Linked DNA regions of Homo sapiens: region 1 is linked to region 2. The links are chromatin loops, found by intact Hi-C in ENCODE. Cell type or tissue: endothelial cell of umbilical vein. All regions are shown on one strand. Each heading gives the region's core, and the rest is flanking DNA. Links, peaks and the distances in the headings are about the cores only. Region 1 overlaps MYH14 (myosin heavy chain 14). Region 2 overlaps NAPSA (napsin A aspartic peptidase).

Region 1 (8,326 bases), core at 96-8,095, 100 kb before region 2:
AGGCTGGGCAGTGAGGTACCTGGATGAAGACCCCGTGGGGGAGATGAGGAGTCTGGGAGCCACACTGACCCGGGTTCAATCTCAGCTGGGGTACTGTTGTTAGTTCCCATTTTACAGAGGAGAAAACTGAGGCACAGAGAGGTTTATTCACATGCCTGAAATCACACAGCCCCTAAGTGGCAGAGCTGGGATTCAAACCCAAGTTGTCCGGCTCCAGAGTCCACGCTCTTAACCGCTGTGCGGTAGAAACTGCTTTGAGGGGGTGAGGGAAGGATTCAAGGGCTAACACATCCGAGCCCGTCATGTAGTACCTGGTGCGCAGTAGGACTTCAGGAATGTCTGCCTGTTGTTCATGGCATTGTTCTTGATGGTACTTACACTCAAGGAGCTGGGAGGCGACCTTAAGGGGGACGAGCTGGGGGCCCTTCCCCGGTTCACCCCCGACGTCTTTCAGTCTGCTGATGTGCAGGCTGCGCCCTTACCATGAGCCCTGTCCCACAGGCTGACTTCGCGCTGGAGGCCCTGGCCAAGGCCACCTACGAGCGCCTCTTCCGCTGGCTGGTTCTGCGCCTCAACCGGGCCTTGGACCGCAGCCCCCGCCAAGGCGCCTCCTTCCTGGGCATCCTGGACATCGCGGGCTTTGAGATCTTCCAGGTCCACCCTTGTGCTGGGAGGGGGATGCCAACTTCCTCACTCCGGTCCTGGTCCTTTCTGAAGCCCTGGGTCTCTCCCCTTCTCCCTGGTCTCTGTCCCCCTCTCTCTCTCTGAGTCTCTGTTCCCCCCTCTCTCTGGTCTCTGTCCCCCTCTCTCTGGGTCTCTGTCCCCTGTCTCTGGGTCTCTGTCCCCTTCTCTCTCTGGGTCTCTGTCCCCTGTCTCTGGGTCTCTGTCCCCCTCTCTCTCTGGGTCTCTGTCCTCTCTCTCTGCATCTCTGTCCCCTGTCTCTGGGTCTCTGCCTCTCTGTCTCTGGGTCTCTGTCCCCTGTCTCTGGCTCTGTCCCCTGTCTCTGGGTCTCTGTCCCCCTCTCTCTGGGTCTCTGTCCCCCTCTCTCTGGGTCTCTGTCCCCTCTCGATGCATCTCTGTCCCCTGTCTCTGGGTCTCTGTCCCCTGTCTCTGGGTCTCTGTCCCTCTCCATCCTCCCAGCTCACGTGTCCTGCGTCCCTGCAGCTGAACTCCTTCGAGCAGCTCTGCATCAACTACACCAACGAGAAGCTGCAGCAGCTCTTCAACCACACCATGTTCGTGCTGGAGCAGGAGGAGTACCAGCGTGAGGGCATCCCCTGGACCTTCCTCGACTTTGGCCTCGACCTGCAGCCCTGCATCGACCTCATCGAGCGGCCGGTGAGCCCCAGGCCCCTCCCAGCCCACACTCACGGTTCAGATCCGTCTCTCCCAGCATCTGCGAGACCAGGGTCTAGCTCCTCCTCTGCTGGGCCTCAGGATGCCCCATGGGTTCTGTGGGGAAGGTGACAGCACCTGCTTCCTCGATCTTTTGTGACCATAGGTGATTAGGGCCCAGAATGTGCCTGCCACAGGGCCCGGCTCAAATCAATCGGTTAATCAGAGCTCTCACCGTAACTGTTGTTCTCACGTTTGTTTTTTGTTTGTTTGTTTTGTTTTGTTTTGTTTTTTTCTTGAGACGGAGTCTCGCTCTATCGCCCAGGCTGGAGTGCAGCGGCGCGATCTCTGCTTACTGCAAGCTTCGCCCCCTGGGTTCACGCCATTCTCCTGCCTCAGCCTCCCGAGTAGCTGGGACTACAGGTGCCCGCCACCACGCCCGGCTAATTTTTTGTATTTTTAGTAGAGTCGGGGGTTTCACTGTGTTAGCCAGGATGGTCTCGATCTCCTGACCTCGTGATCTACCCGCCTCGGCCTCCCAAAGTGCTGGGATTACAGGCGTGAGCCACCGTGCCTGGCATCTCACGTTTGTTTTTATGTCCAAGTGTGACTTATAAGAGCTAAAAATCAGCAGCCACCTGAGTGTCCAATATGTGGGGATCTGACTTACTCTCCCCCTGCTGTCAATGGCCAGGCCAACCCCCCTGGACTCCTGGCCCTGCTGGATGAGGAGTGCTGGTTCCCGAAGGCCACAGACAAGTCGTTTGTGGAGAAGGTAGCCCAGGAGCAGGGCGGCCACCCCAAGTTCCAGCGGCCGAGGCACCTGCGGGATCAGGCCGACTTCAGTGTTCTCCACTACGCGGGCAAGGTAGGGGCTGGGGCCGGCCTTGGGGCATGTGGGAGTGGGGATCAAGGGATCTCCACTGGCTACAGATGGGGGGAGGGTGCAGAGGGAAAACAGGGTCCTCCTGAGGTCCAGACAAACAGAGCAGGGGCTAGGAGAGCCCAGGGAGGAGCAAGGATTCTGTCTGATGGGATCACCAAAAACTTCCTCAAAGAGGTGATATTTGCAGTGGGTTTTGAGGGATGGGTAGGAGTTCATCAGGAGGCGATCTATGTGCATTTTATCCACTTATTCAGCAGATATGTGCGGGGTGCCATTTGTGTGCCCAGCTCGGGGCCGAGCAAAGCTGGATACACAGATCAAACATGGTTTCTGTCCTCACAAAGATCCCTATCTGGGAGGGAGGCAAATACAGACGATCAGGATATAAGGTTAATAGGTCTTTCAGTGGAGGCAGCTGAGGGTAGTGTCAGAGCCCAGAAGAGAAGTACCTGGGAAAGCTTCACAGAAGAGAATATGCTCAATCTCAAATCTCAGTCAAGGGCCGGCAAACATTTTCTGTAAAGGGTCCGATAGTAAATAGTTTCAGCTTTGTGGGCCAGACGATCTCTGTCACAGCTACACAATTCTGCTGTGGTCACACAAAAAGAGCCACAGATAATACATAAGTATCTTCAAGCCCCCAGGGAAAAAGAAAGGAAAAACAGACTGAGAAACAGTTTCGAGGGCTCTCTTGCCCCCAGAAGGGCCCCCATGAGTTTGACTATGAAGACATAAATGAAGGTTCTATTCCTATATATATATACACATATATATATACACACATATATATATACACACATATATATATACACACTACACACACACACACACACACACACACACACACACACACACACACACACATATATATATGTATTTTTTTTTATTTGAGACAGAGTCTCCCTCTGTTACCCAGGCTGGAGTGCAGTGGCACGATCTCGGCTCACTGCAATCTCCGCCTCCTAGGTTCAAGCAATTCTTCTGCCTCAGCCTCCCCAGTAGCTGGGATTACAGGCACCTGCCACCATGCCTGGCTAATTTTTGTATTTTTAGTAGAGACAGGGTTTCACCATGTTGGCCAGGCTGCTCTCGAACTCCTGACCTCAGTTGATCCACCCGCATAGGCCTCCCAAAGTGCTGGGATTACAGGTGTGAGCCACCGCGCCCAGCCCTATTCCAGTGAAAGTATTTGCAAAAAGAGGTGGCAGGCTGGATTTTGCCTGTGAGCCATAGTTTGCTGACCCCTGGTTTTGATGATGTGGACCAGGCAGCCCCAGAGGATGGGTGAAGGGTGGGAAGGGCTCTCCAGGCAGAGGGAACAGCATAGACAATGGCTGGGAGGCAGGAGATTCCATGTGTTCTGTGTCTAGCCCTCAGTTTCTTCCCCAGACATACTCCAGAACTCCCCCTGTACCCAGCCCTCTGCTAGGCCGTGAGTCAGACCTGGGCCCTGCCCTCGGGGGACCGCTGTCTGGTGGGGGGCACATATGCAGAGAATTGTAGCGGCCAAGATCGTGACTCTATGGAGCCCCACAGCAAAGCCCTGAGTACCCAGAAGGAGCCAGTGGTGTGAAACCCACAGAGACAGAACCCCAGGTGGCAGGAACCGCAGGGGTAAAACCCCGAGGTGGGAGTAAGCTCGCATGTTTGAGGAACAGTGCGGAGGCCAGGGTGGCTGGAGCGGAATGAATAGGAAGAAAGTGGTGGTGGTGGAGGTCACAGAGGTGGCAGGGGGCATAGAGGGGAAGGAGAGAGAGGGGACCATGCTGGTGGGGTGCAGTTCAGAATATGGACACAAGGTGGCACCAGTGCTCGCTTGTCCATGGTGAGCTCCAGACCTGGGAGTCTCAGAGCTTCTGGAAGGCTCCTTAGGAAATCCAGAGAATGTCTGAGCCTGCAAGTCATCGCCCTCCTCTACCTGACTTCATTCAGGTCGACTACAAGGCCAACGAGTGGCTGATGAAAAACATGGACCCTCTGAATGACAACGTCGCAGCCTTGCTCCACCAGAGCACAGACCGGCTGACGGCAGAGATCTGGAAAGACGGTGAGGACCCACTTCCCCCACCCCGGCTCTAGGGGTCTGTGCGGCCATTCTCCAAATCCACAGCGTGAGCACCTTTGTTTCAGAGGCGGAGGTCTGAACCTGAGTTTTCTGCTCAGACCCAGAATAGCCAGTGTCACAAATAGTATTTCAAATCAGTGATGGATGGATCCATAGATTAATTGATTGACTATTGATTTGATTGATAAGCCAGCATCCTTCTCAAGGATAAAGCACTCCGCCTTAATCAGAAACGTGGCAAAGATACCCACTAACACTACTGTTAAACATCGTTTTTTTAGCAATACTAGCCTATGCAATCAGACCAGAAAAAGTATGAATATCGAACAGGAAGAAGTAAACTTATTATTTTTAGATGGCCTGTGTTCCCTAAACAATTAGGAGATTTGGCTGGGCATGGTGGCTCACACCTGTAATCCCAGCACTTTTGGGAGGCCAAGGTGGGCGGATCACTTGAGGTCAGGAGTTCAAGACCAGCCTGGCCAACATGGTGAAACCCTGTCTCTACTAAAAGTACAACAATTAGCCAGATGTCCTGGTGCATGCCTGTAGTCTCAGCTACTAGGGAGGCTGAGGCAGGAGAATCGCTTGAATCTGGGAGGTAGAGGTTTCAGTGAGCCAAGATTGTGTCACTGCAATCCAGCCTGGGTGACAGTGTGAGACTCTGTCCCAAAAAAAAAAAAAAAATTCTACTGAGAAATAATTTATAACAATAAGAGAACACAGAATGATGATCTTTTGCAGGTCAGTCAACTTTTAGGCTTTGCTTTCTTTGTTTTCTTACAAAGTTCCCTTCACGCCCCCAGGGAAGAAGAAAGAAAAAACAGACTGAGATACAGTTTTGGAGGGCTTTCCTGCCCCCAAAAGGCCCCCATGAGTGTGACTGTCTTTTTGGATTGACACTTCTAGGGGTCATAGGCAGAGATGCCAAATGCCCTGTGGTAGGACTCTGACCTTTTCCAAGCCTTTTCTGCCACTGCCCCTGCCCCCCCATCCTTAGAGGAGGTTTGAGAAATGGTTTTAGAAAGCTGGCAGAACTGGCATCCTGTTTTTTCCAGGTTCCAAGTTTCTGGCATTTGTCAGTTTGCCTTAATCTTTTATTGACATGAAAAGGTAGCTGTAGAAATACCAGTCCATGCAATTTGGCAAGAAAACAAAATGAGCGGCCAGGCGCGGTGGCTCACGCCTGTAATCCCAGCACTTTGGGAGGCCAAGGTGGACGGGTCACCTGAGGTCGGGAGTTTGAGACCAGCCTGACCAACATGGAGAAACCTCATCTCTACTAAAAATACAAAATTAGCTGGGCGTGGTGGCACATGCCTGTAATCCCAGCTACTCGGGGGGCTGAGGCAGGGGAATCGCTTGAACCCGGGAGGTGGAGGTTGTGGTGAGCCGAGATCGTGCCATTGCACTCCAGCCTGGGCAACAAGAGTGAAACTCTGTCTCAAAAAAAAAAAAAAAGGAAAAAAAAAGAAAACAAAATGAGCAAGGTGAGTGGTTCCCAAAACACACTCACAGAGCAAAACAGCATGGAGGGTCTTGATCTTGTGAGCTCATGCTAGAAAGATAGATTTTATTTTTATGTCTCATATAGTATTTACACAAGGAGATTGGAAAGCAGAGTTTGATGTTCAGGAACAGAACCAGATTATGCTACGAGAATCATCTCCCGGCTGAAAATCTGCTGCCCTTTTAAAATATTTGTGCTGTCTTCATAAACACATGATTCTCCACAGTGAGCCCTCATTTGTCACACTCTGTGTGTGCCTGACTCTCAGAGGGTTCCAAAAGAAAAAGTGGAAGCTGCAAAACCTCCTGGCTCAGCCTCCCGAGTAGCTGGGGAGCTGCCATAATGTCACTTCCTCCATAATCCTCCTAAACAAAGCTAGTCACAAGGTCTTCCCAGATTCAAGGAGCTGCAAGACACAGGCAAAGGGTGTCAATACAGGGGAAAGTGGGGAATCGGGGCCATTTTTGCCCAATCTCTGCTAGAGCTGCTTTGAGCCCAGAATTGGATGCCCAGCATCCTGACAGCCCAGGGAAAAACGGAAATGAGATTAGCTCTCCTCTGAGAGGCAAAAACAACAAGTGGCCTGGGAGCATCAAGTTCATTCTTGAGCTTCCTGGCAGCCAGAGCAAAAAGGGCAACCTACTAAAACAGACACAACCTCTAGAGGGAGAGATTTTTTATTCTTTGCACTGAATTCTTACAGAGGACATTCGTCCTTTTGGCCAACAGTGTGTGGATACAAAGATGAACAGGAGTTCAGAAGTTTATGGCCAACATTCTGGTTTTCCATCTTGCTTTGCTCTGTACTGTTGACTAATAACCCTCTCCTCTTTTTCTTCCTGCCACCTCCTCTCCTTCCCCTCTTTTCATGCATCTCTCTCCGCCATCTCTCTGCCATCTCCCCTCCACCCACCCACACATCTGTCCTCACTCCCCAGAACATGGGGGCTTCCAGCAGTTCTCTTTCCTTGGCTCCTTCCCACCGTCGCCCCCAGGATCTGCAGAGAGGTGCAGCTCTGCTATTTCTCCGCCAGGGGGTGGGTGTCTCTGTGCATCGATGGGTGAGGCTTGCTGGAGGAGGAGGGTGGACCTGTTGGGCTGGGGACCTGGTTTTGAACATCTGTCCCCTCTCCTCTTACTGTGGAGGTCTCTCACTCTTCCTTTCCCTCCTTGTTGGCTCCCTTGGAAGTTTCCAGACTCTGTAGCAGCAGAACCCCTTCTTCTAACTAAACTGCATGTAAAAGTACAAACAAGCGTGATAGTACCAGCTCGCGTTTCTTGAGCACTTACTATGTGCCGTTCACCATGTGAAACCCCTTTAGAATTATCAACACCCCATTACACAAATGAGGAAACTAAAGCACAGAGAAGTTAAGTAACTTGCTGAGGTCACACAGCCAGTAAGTGGCAGAGCTGGGATTTGAACCCAGGACATCAGATTCCAGAACTTTAGTTCTTATCTGTGCTATGAGGACTTAATAAATGATAATTATCATTTTGAAAATGACAGGGAGTACGGGGTAGGGGAGACGGTTGAACCTGGGGAAGAAAATAACATATTTGAGCCCCTGCCATGACCTGGCCCTGCCCTAAGCACAGATTATCTAGTTGACGGTTGATGGCGCTTGAATGGGATGAGTTTTGCAGGACATCAGATTCTGCCCTAGCTGTGGGTTCCTGAGGAACCTGGCATGATTCAACACATAGAATTTGGGACCAGGTGCATTGGCTCACCCCTATAATCCCAGCGCTTTGGGAGGCCGAGGTGAGAGGATCACTTGAGGACAAGAGTTTGAGATTAGCCTGAGCAACACAGGAAGACCCCGTCTCTACAAAATAAATTTAAAAATTGGTGGGCATGGTGGTGTGCGCCTGTAGTCCAAACTACTTGGGAGGCTGAGGTAGGAAGATCACTTGAGCCTAGGAGGTTGAGGCTGCAGTGAGCTGTGATCACTCCACTGTACTCCAGCCTGGGTGACAGTGAGACTGTGTCTCAGAAAACAAACAAACAACAGAATTCGAGACAGTGCCAATAGAAGGAATGGATATTTTTCACTACCCAAAGCAGCACCGCCAAGCGGCACTAGAGAAAATAGAATCTTTTTGTTGAGACAGAGTCTAGCTCTGTTGCTCAGGCTGGAGTGCAGTGACACAATCTTGGCTCACGGCAACCTCTGCCTCCCAGGTTCAAGTAATTCTCCTGCCTCAGCCTTCCAAGTAGCTGGGATTACAGGCATGTGCCACCACACCTGGCTTAATTTTTTGTATTTTTAGTAGAGATGGGGTTTCACCATGTTGGCCAGGCTGGCCTCGAACTCCTGACCTTAGGTGATCCACCCGCCTTGGCCTCCCAAAGTGCTGAGATTACAGGCATGAGCCACCGCACCCTGCCAAGAAAATAGAACCTCTATGAAATTAGGCTCTTCTGGAAAAATGGTTAAAATAGAGACAGTTTGCCCTATTTCAAATATTGCATATAATGCAAGAATTTATTACATCTTTTAATATGTTTCAGATTCCTAAAATGCAA
Region 2 (8,326 bases), core at 138-8,137:
AGGATAGATTTGCATGTCAATATCAGCATGCACATTTTTTTTTGTTTTTTGTTTTTGGTATTTGCTTGTTTGTTTTAGTAAATAAAAGCTGCTGTAATTATTGATCTGCAAGTGATTGTTTTTAACTTAACCATATTCCCTGGACTTCAGAAAAAAATTGACATAACTTATCTACAGTAAAACACATGAGTCTGAGGCCAGGCGTGGTGGCTCAGGCCTGTAATCCCAGCACTTTCGGAGGCTGAGGCGGGCAGATCGCTTGAGGTCAGGAGTTCAAGACCAGCCTGTCCAACATGGTGAAACCCCATCTCTACAAAAATACAAAAATTAGCTGGGCGTGATGGTGTGCGCCTGTAATCCCAGCTGCTTGGGAGGCTGACGCAGGAGAAATGCTTGCAGAGGCAGAGGTTGCAGTGAGCAGAGATCATGCCACTGCACTCCAGCCTGAGCAACAGAGCGAGACTCCGTCTCAAAAAAAACAAAACAAACGCCAGGCGTGGTGGCTCATGCCTGTAATCCCAGCACTTTGAGAGGCTGAGGCGGGCAGATCACCTGAGGTCGAGAGTTCGAGACCAGCCTGACCAACATGGAGAAACCCCATCTATACTAAAAATACAAAATTAGCCGGGCATGGTGACACATGCCTGTAGTCCCAGCTACTCGGGAGGCTGAGGCAGGAGAATCACTTGAACCTAGGAGGCAGAGGTTGAAGTGAGCCGAGATCGCACCATTGCACTCCGGCCTGGGCAACAAGAGTGAAACTCCGTCTCAAAAAAAAAAAAAAGTAAAACTTAGCCAGGCATGGTGCCATGTACCTGTGGTCCCAGCTGCTCTGTAGGCTGAGGTGGGAGGATTGCTTGAGCCCAGCAGCTTGCAGATGCAGTTAGCAGTGATTGTGCTACTGCACTCCAGCCTGGGTGATGGAGCAGAAAATAAACTAATAATCTGGTTCCCAAATGTCAATAGTGTCAAGGTTGAGAAACCTTGCTGTATTCATTCCTCAGCCCATCTCATTTTCTTGATTTCAAAATAAGTTGCAGACAACAGTATTCTTCAGTGCATATACTTCACATACCCATTCTTTTAAACAGGTTTTAAACAGCTACTTAGTGTTTCAGAATACAAATGTAACGCTACTTCCAGAACTGATTCTCTACATAGATTGCTCCCCGTCCTTTTTTTTTTTTTTTTTTTTTTGAGATGGAGTTTTGCTCTTGTTGCCCAGGCTGGAGTGCAATGGCATGATCTTGGCTCACTGCAACCTCTGCCTCCCAGGTTCAAGCAATTCTCCTGCCTCAGTCTCCCGAGTAGCTGGGATTACGGGTGTCTGCCACAACACCCAGCTAATTTTTGTATTTTTAGTAGAGATGGGGTTTCATCATGTTGTCCAGGCTGGCCTCGAACTCCTGACCTCGTGACCTGCCCACCTCGGCCTCCCAAGGCCGTATATATATATGGGAGTTTATTAAGTATTAACTCACACAATCACAAGGGTCCCACAATAGGCCGTCTGCACATTGCGGAGCAAGGAGAGCCAGTCCGAGTTCCAGAACTGAAGAACTTGGAGTCCGATGTTCGAGGGCAGGAAGCATCCAGCACGGGAGAAAGACGGAGGCTGGGAGGCTAGGCCAGTCTCTCTTTTCACATTTTTCTGCCTGCTTATATTCTAGCCACAATGGCAGCTGATTAGATTGTGCCCGTCCAGATTAAGGGTGGGTCTGCCTTTTCCAGCCCACTGACTCAAATGTTTTTTTGTTTGTTTGTTTGTTTTATTTTATTTTATTTTACTTTAAGTTCTGGGATACATGTGCAGAACATGCAGGTTTATTACATGGGTAAACGTGTGCCATGGTGGTTTGCTGCACCTATCAACCCGTCATCTAGGTTTTAACCCCCACATGCATTAGGTATTTGTCCTAATGCTCCCCTCCCCCTTTGTCCCCCAGCCCTCAACAGGCCCCAGTGTGCGATGTTCCCCTCCTCAAATGTTAATCTCTTTTGGCAACACCCTCATGACACCCAGGATCAATACTTTGTATCCTTCAATCCAATCAAGTTGACAGTATGAACCATCACAGTCCTTATAGATATTTTCTGTGCATCTGTTCCATATCATCTGTATTAGTCCATTTTGCATTGCAATAAAGGAATACCTGAGGCTGGGTAATTTATAAAGAAAAGGCCAGGTGGGTGCCTCATGCCTGTAACCCCAGCATTTCAGGAGGCTGAGGCAGGAGGACTGCTTGAGCCCAGGAGTTGGAGACCAGCCTGGGCAACAAAGGGAGACTCTGTCTCTAGGAAAAAAAAACAATTAAATTATCTGGGCGTAGTGGTGCATGCCTGTGGTCCCAGTTACCTGGGAGGCTGAGGCAGGAGGATCGCTTGAGCCTGGGAGGTGGAGGCTGTAGTGAGCCATGATTGTGCCACTGCACTCCAGCCTGGGCAACAAAGTCAATCACTCAATCACACATTCACTGTCCTACAATTATGGAAATCAGAAGCCCGAAATGATTTCAGTGCTGAAACTGCCATGTTTGCAGTGCTGTGTCCCCTCTGGAGGCTCTAGAGCAGAATCCACGTCCTTGCCTTCCCCAGCTTCTAGAGGAGCTCTGCAGGAGCCCCTTCTCCCTTCTTCAAAGCCAGCATCCTGGCATCTTGCTTCCGTCTTCACATGAACTTCTGAATCAATCTCCCTCTGCCTCCCTCTTATAAGGACCCTTGTGATGACATTTAGGGTCCACCTGGATGACCCAGGATAATCTCTGTTCTCAAACTCCTTCATTTGATTACATCTGCTAAATCCCTTTCCTCATATAAGGTAGTATTCACAACCCCAGGGATTGAGGTGTGAATATATTTTGGGGGCCACTCTTCAGCCCACAGTGTTGGTAATTTGCTTCCTATCTTAATGCCTATTTCCCCATTCGAGTTTAATTCCTATGAGGGCAAAGATCTTCATCTGTTTAATTCTCCACTGTGTCCCCAGCACCTAGGACAGAGCCTGGCACATAGTGAATAATAAATAATGACCAAGGCAACATGGCAAAACCCCGTCTCCACCGGGCGTGGTGGCTCACACCTGTAATCCCAGCACTTTGGGAGGCCAAGGCGGGCGGACCACCTGAGGTCTGGAGTTCAAGACTGGCCTGACCAACATAGAGAAACCCCGTCCCTACTAAAAATACAAAAATTAGCCGGGCGTGGTGGCACATGCCTGTAATCCCAGCTACTCGGGAGGTTGAGGCAGGAGAATCGCTGGAACCCAGGAGGCAGAGGTTGCAGTGAGCCAAGATGGTGCCACTGCACTCCAGCCTGGGCAACAAGAGCAAAACTCCCTCTCAAAAAAAAAAAATCTCCACAAAATATTTAAAAATTAGTCAAGCATGGTGGCCCACGCCTGTGGTCCCGGCTACACGTGAGGCTGAGGCAGGAGGATCGCTTTCTCCGGGGAGTTCGAGGCTACAGTGAGCCATTACCGCGCCACTGCACTCCAGCTTGGGCGACAGAGTGAGTCCCTGTCTCAATAATAATAACAATAATAAAATAATAATAATAATAATAGTAAAGATCCACTTTGTGCACTCCTTGCTCTGGGGAATTTTTCTGAAACAGTGGACAGTGTCTCTATGATAACTCTCACCACCACCACCACCACCCCCGCTTTGTTTTCTCAGTCAGAGCACTCGATCTGGGCCCTTTCAACTCGCCCCTCATGCTTTCCGTCTGCAGCACCCCATCCAACTTCACCCAAAGCGCCCTTAAGTAGTTTCTGAGAGGCCGTGCCTGCAAATTCCCAATTGGCCACAAGGTGGAGGTGTGGGCCTGTTTTCCCAGCCGCCACCCGTTTCTAGAGCTGGACCCCTGGAACACCAGGCTCTTTCTAGCTTCCCTGCTTCCGCCCTAGCGGTTCCCACCGGCCTGGAATGCCGACTTGCTCGCTCTCTGCATCCCACGGGAAAAGGAGCAGAACAGAGGCTTCCTCCCTGACTCTCCTGCCCGAGCTTACTGGGACCTGAATCTCCCCGTGTTTAGTAGTTTAGCGGTTTGTGATCAGGTCGGCCTCCACCATCAGAGCAGCACACTCTCGAGATGGGGCTCAGGCCTGACTCTTTTCGGGGTCCCCAGAATCGCTCAACACAATTCTTCCAGAAGCCTCGGGATGCGATTAAAGGATTGCCAGATTTTTCGACCGGTCGTTTTGTCGAATCATTTAGTTCTGGGTAGCAAGAGGCTGAGGAGGGGAGAGTGACGTCACCTCCGCGGGTGGGGCAGCACCGCTCCCCGAACCCGGGGGCCTCGAGCTCCCCAGGGGTCTAGGAATCCGGAGGGAGAGAGGAGAAACAGGAGATGAGATCCGGGGGAATGGTATCCTTGCCCCCTTGAACAGGAACTGGTAAACCCTTACCAATTACGGCCAACCCCCACTGCCACCTGTCGCTGCCGTCGCAACCTGTCGCCTCCCACCCATGTTGTGGCTGCGCCCGCCCCCGTCAGGGCGTGACCACGGCGTGGATTACAACGACCGTGATGCTCCACGGCGCCGGGAGCTTTTGACGGAAGGTAGCGTAGGCGAGGGGCTTCATGGGACTCGTATTACAAAACCCCTCACCAGGGTGCGTCCTGGAGAAAAGGGGTGATACCCTTCGCCTCCCTCTTCCTCAACTCCATGGGTACAGGCACAAAGTTTTCTATTATTATTTTTGAGATGGAGTTTCGTTGTTGCCCAGGCTGGAGTGCAATGGTGCGGTCTTGGCTCACTGCAACCTCGGCCTCCCAAGTTCAAGCCATTCGCCTGCCTCAGCCTCCCGAGTAGCTGGGATTACAGGCATGCGCCACCACTCCCGGATAATTTTTTTTGTATTTTTAGTAGAGACGGGGTTTCACCATGTTGGCCAGGTTGGTCTCGAACTCCTGACCTCAGGTGATCCACCCGCCTCGACCTCCCAAAGTTCTGGGATTACGGGCGTGAGACACCGCGCCCGGTCACAAAGCTTTCTCGTTAAAAAGTACGCTCTGAAAAGAAGCAACCCAGGCAGGTTCGCTCAATGGAAATAGTGGATTTTTACTGGGTAGCAGGACCTCCGCGACCACCCGCTGCGCATGCGCTTCACTTGGGCGTCACCCGGGGAACTGCGCCTGCGCAGTCTCTCCCCATCCGAGGTCCGCTCCGCGAGTGCGAGCGCGCGCCAGGCCCACCCGGGCGCTGCTCTTCATGTCCCCGCGGTCGAAGACGGCCACATACGTCCCCAAGAAGACGTCACCGAGGATCCAGAAGGGCCCTGCAGGCGGAGGGACATCCAGGGCCTGGAAACCGGACAAGCAGAGGCGGACGCCATTTCGAGTAGTCTGCAAGGCAACAAGACGACAACTGGGTGTCGCGGCCACAAGGACGGCCATTTGCCTGGGAGCCCGTCCATCCCCCCCACCCTCGGGTTCTTTGATGTTCGCCAACAAACTGCCATCACAGGGAAAAGAAATGTTTCTGTGGCCCCTTCCCTTCCTAGTGACGTCTCTCAGCTCTACCCTCTCAAACCGTCATATGACGTCACTATGGCGTCATGGTGATGGCCACCTACCTGGATGACGTAATCATGGGCCGTGAGGTTAAACCAGACCCCCCCAAGAAGGAAGGAGACTGCGGGGAGCTTTGGGATTTCCGAGCACAGGATGATGTACTGGGGGAGAAGAGGAACTAGTGAAGATGAGAGATTCCTGCTCTGTTCAGTCCCTTCCGTGGCTCCCCAGTGCCATAGGGTAATTTCCCTATTGAGCACCTGGGTACTCAGCGTCCTGTGTGCAGAGGCCCTGCCGCCTAGACTTACGCAGTCCCAAGCAAACCTGCATGATCGTCTCCCTCCACCCGGCCACCATCCGCAGAGTCGCAGTGTAGACACGTGGAAAGTGTCCTCAATTCCTCCACCACCCTCCAGACTATCTGTCACGAAGTCCAGTGCCTGCTGCCCTGGAAAGCCCCTTAAATACTTGCCTCCCACCCTCAGGCCCTTTGATGTTCACTGTCAAACTGCCATCAGCCTTCCCAGCCCGTACCCACCAGACTGGGACCTCACCTCCCCAGCCAGCAAGGGGATTCCCCCAATGGCTGCATGCAGGGCCCGGATCTCCTCAGTGGGTCCTGTGATGAGGGACGTGCCCGTATCCAGGATGGCAGCACAGCCCTTGGCACAGAGAGTCAGCCCTGGGCCCACCTTCACACTGAGGGGGAAGGAGGCAGTCATCAGAGGCAGGGTCCTAGGAGTCCAGGCCCCCAGCCTCCAGCTCCAGAGCCAGGAGACCAAGTCCCTCACCGCTCCATGTGGATCTGCCAGTAGGCAGGGACCGTGACTGGCACGAAGGTGAGGGGTGGGATGTAGTGTGCCGGGTCCGAGCCCCCCAGGACCAGCTCTCCTCCATCAGGCTCTTCAGGGTCCCTGCAGGGGCAGAGTGTAGAGAGTGTAGATGTCAGTGTCACTGGCCCTCCCTCAGCCCTAGGTATTGCCAGGAATGGCACTTCCCACCAACTGGGTTGTTTCTGGAGTTCCTACGGGGTAATGGGATGCAGGAAGGGCCTAGATGTTGGGACTGGAAGCCGGGCAAGAAAAGCATGATGCTTTTCTTGGTGGAAGCTAGAACTTCCTGAAGTGAAGACGAGACTTCATTTGGCTGTGGAAGGTAGAGTTTTGGGGAATTTCCTGAGCTGAATATCATAGTAACCAAGTAGAGCAGTGGTGTCTTGGAATTGGCTCTTGAAGGTGTGACTTGTGCAGGGGTGGGGTGGCTTCCTGAGTAGGAGAAGAGAATTTCTGAATTGCCTGTTGTGATATCTAGAGAGGTGTTAGACTTCCTGAGTTGGCTGAGAGCGATGGGAACAGGGATGGAGACTTCCTGGAAGGTGGAGGAGAGCAGGATCTGCTAGGTGGTTGGTAGAACTGCTAGAGTGGGTTGGATGTCAGGGTAACTGAGTGGGCATAGGATTTTCTGACTGTGTGTGACAGGCCTCTGGGAGGGAAAGTGGAGACTTCTTGGAAACTTCTTGGATGTTGGGTGGGACTTCTGAGCATAATACTGAACTTCCTAGCAGGTGAGTGGGACTTCCTGGATTAAATCGGGCAATTCCTGACTTCTGGTCAGTGTTCTCAAATGGGATTTGAGCATTCTTTGTGAGGAAGAGAAAGCTCCTGAGTATTTTGTTGGGTGGGGCATGGAATTTCCTAGTTTGATTTTGAAACATGGAGCATTCTGAACTGATGGTGGGTTTCCTTAGTATGTCTTAAGTTGTCATTTAAGCTCTGGGACTTCGAATAGGGTTGAGGTGTTTCTTTATAGGGCAGGTGACTTCCTGCATGGAGGATGCAACTTCTTGTATTGAATGGCTGACTTCCTGAATGGACAGTGTAAGTGGGTGACTCTGAGAATGAGAATTCCTGCATTGGGTCAGTGACTTCCTGAAGGAAGACTCTCTTCCTTCTTGGGGATAGGACTCATAGATAGGTGCACACTTCCCAGTACCTGTTGAGGTAAAAGGAGAAGACAGGCTTATCCAATAGCCCCTGCTCCACCAGTACATCCATCGGGGGCCGAACTCCTTCCACAGACAGAATGGGAAAACCGAGGCCCAATATCCCATCAAAATGGGCAAAAGCGAAGACCAGGCTGGGCTCCCAGAGAGCCTCCCCGAAAATCACTGATGCACCCTTGATTCCACCAATCTAGGGGTAGATTGAGATGTGACCAGTTACTTTTGGGAGGACAATAACCACATGTCCTGAGGTCTCCCAAACCAAGGCATGAATCCTAGGTCTGGGGACTTCTGGATGCAAGCCCCAACTTCCTAGGAAACTATGCCTCTTGAGAAGCCCCACCCCTTCACCCAGGAACCCCTTTCTTCTCCTTGAGAAGCCCCACCTCTTCACCCAGGAAGCTCCTCCCCTGCTTGAGAAGCCCCACCTCTTCACCCAGGAAGCTCCTCCTCCCTGCTTGAGAAGCCCCACCTCTTAACCTTGGAAGCTCCTCCCCCCTGCTTGAGAAGCCCCACCTCTTCACCCAGGAAGCCCCTCCCCCTCCTTGTGACGCACCATCCCTTCACTCTGAAAGGCAGGCCCTCCTCCCCACTTGAAAAGCCCCATCCATTGGCTTGGGAAGCTCCTCCTCGAGCCTCTTCCTAAGCCAGATGATCTTAGACAATGGGGTTCTCCCAGGCTCAAGACTTCTGAGAGTCAAAGGCCACTCACAGTCAGCTTGTCCTCGCTCAGGATTCCATCTACCCGCCCAGTTCCATATTGAATGGCAAACTTGGTCCCATTGGCCTGGAAGGAGCTAGAGGCTTTGG

What was found. Hi-C counts contacts between places; a loop is a spot of excess contacts. Peaks named below come from ENCODE experiments on the same cell type or tissue, not always from the same donor. Only the 100,000 strongest peaks of a DNase experiment are listed, where the experiment ranks them.
Region 1: a loop joins it to region 2, with 12 times the contacts of the local background. A loop is called at or near these places in 3 of 110 quality-filtered maps.

The regions. Positions count from the first base shown.
Region 1 is chr19:50,248,486-50,256,811 of GRCh38, forward strand. It overlaps MYH14 (myosin heavy chain 14), which reads left to right. Exons shown (of 43, transcript NM_001145809.2): 13 at 502-654; 14 at 1,165-1,338; 15 at 2,030-2,203; 16 at 4,154-4,268; 17 at 6,735-6,833. Among named protein-coding and RNA genes, the nearest start is that of MYH14, 49 kb to the left of the region's middle. In endothelial cell of umbilical vein, for the core only: CTCF peaks have their summits at 4,007 (motif pointing right), 6,731 and 6,933; no DNase peak of the experiment used is centred there.
Region 2 is chr19:50,353,435-50,361,760 of GRCh38, forward strand. NAPSA (napsin A aspartic peptidase) reads right to left here. Exons shown (of 9, transcript NM_004851.3): 4 at 8,229-8,326; 5 at 7,507-7,706; 6 at 6,306-6,428; 7 at 6,069-6,213; 8 at 5,577-5,675; 9 at 5,043-5,346. The coding sequence ends at 5,119. All of the region lies in intron 3 of LOC105372437 (a long non-coding RNA gene), which reads left to right. Among named protein-coding and RNA genes, the nearest start is that of NAPSA, 8.0 kb to the right of the region's middle. In endothelial cell of umbilical vein, for the core only: a CTCF peak has its summit at 3,810 (motif pointing right); DNase peaks (open chromatin) are centred at 3,977 and 5,127; H3K4me3 peaks cover 1,210 bases; H3K27ac peaks cover 344 bases.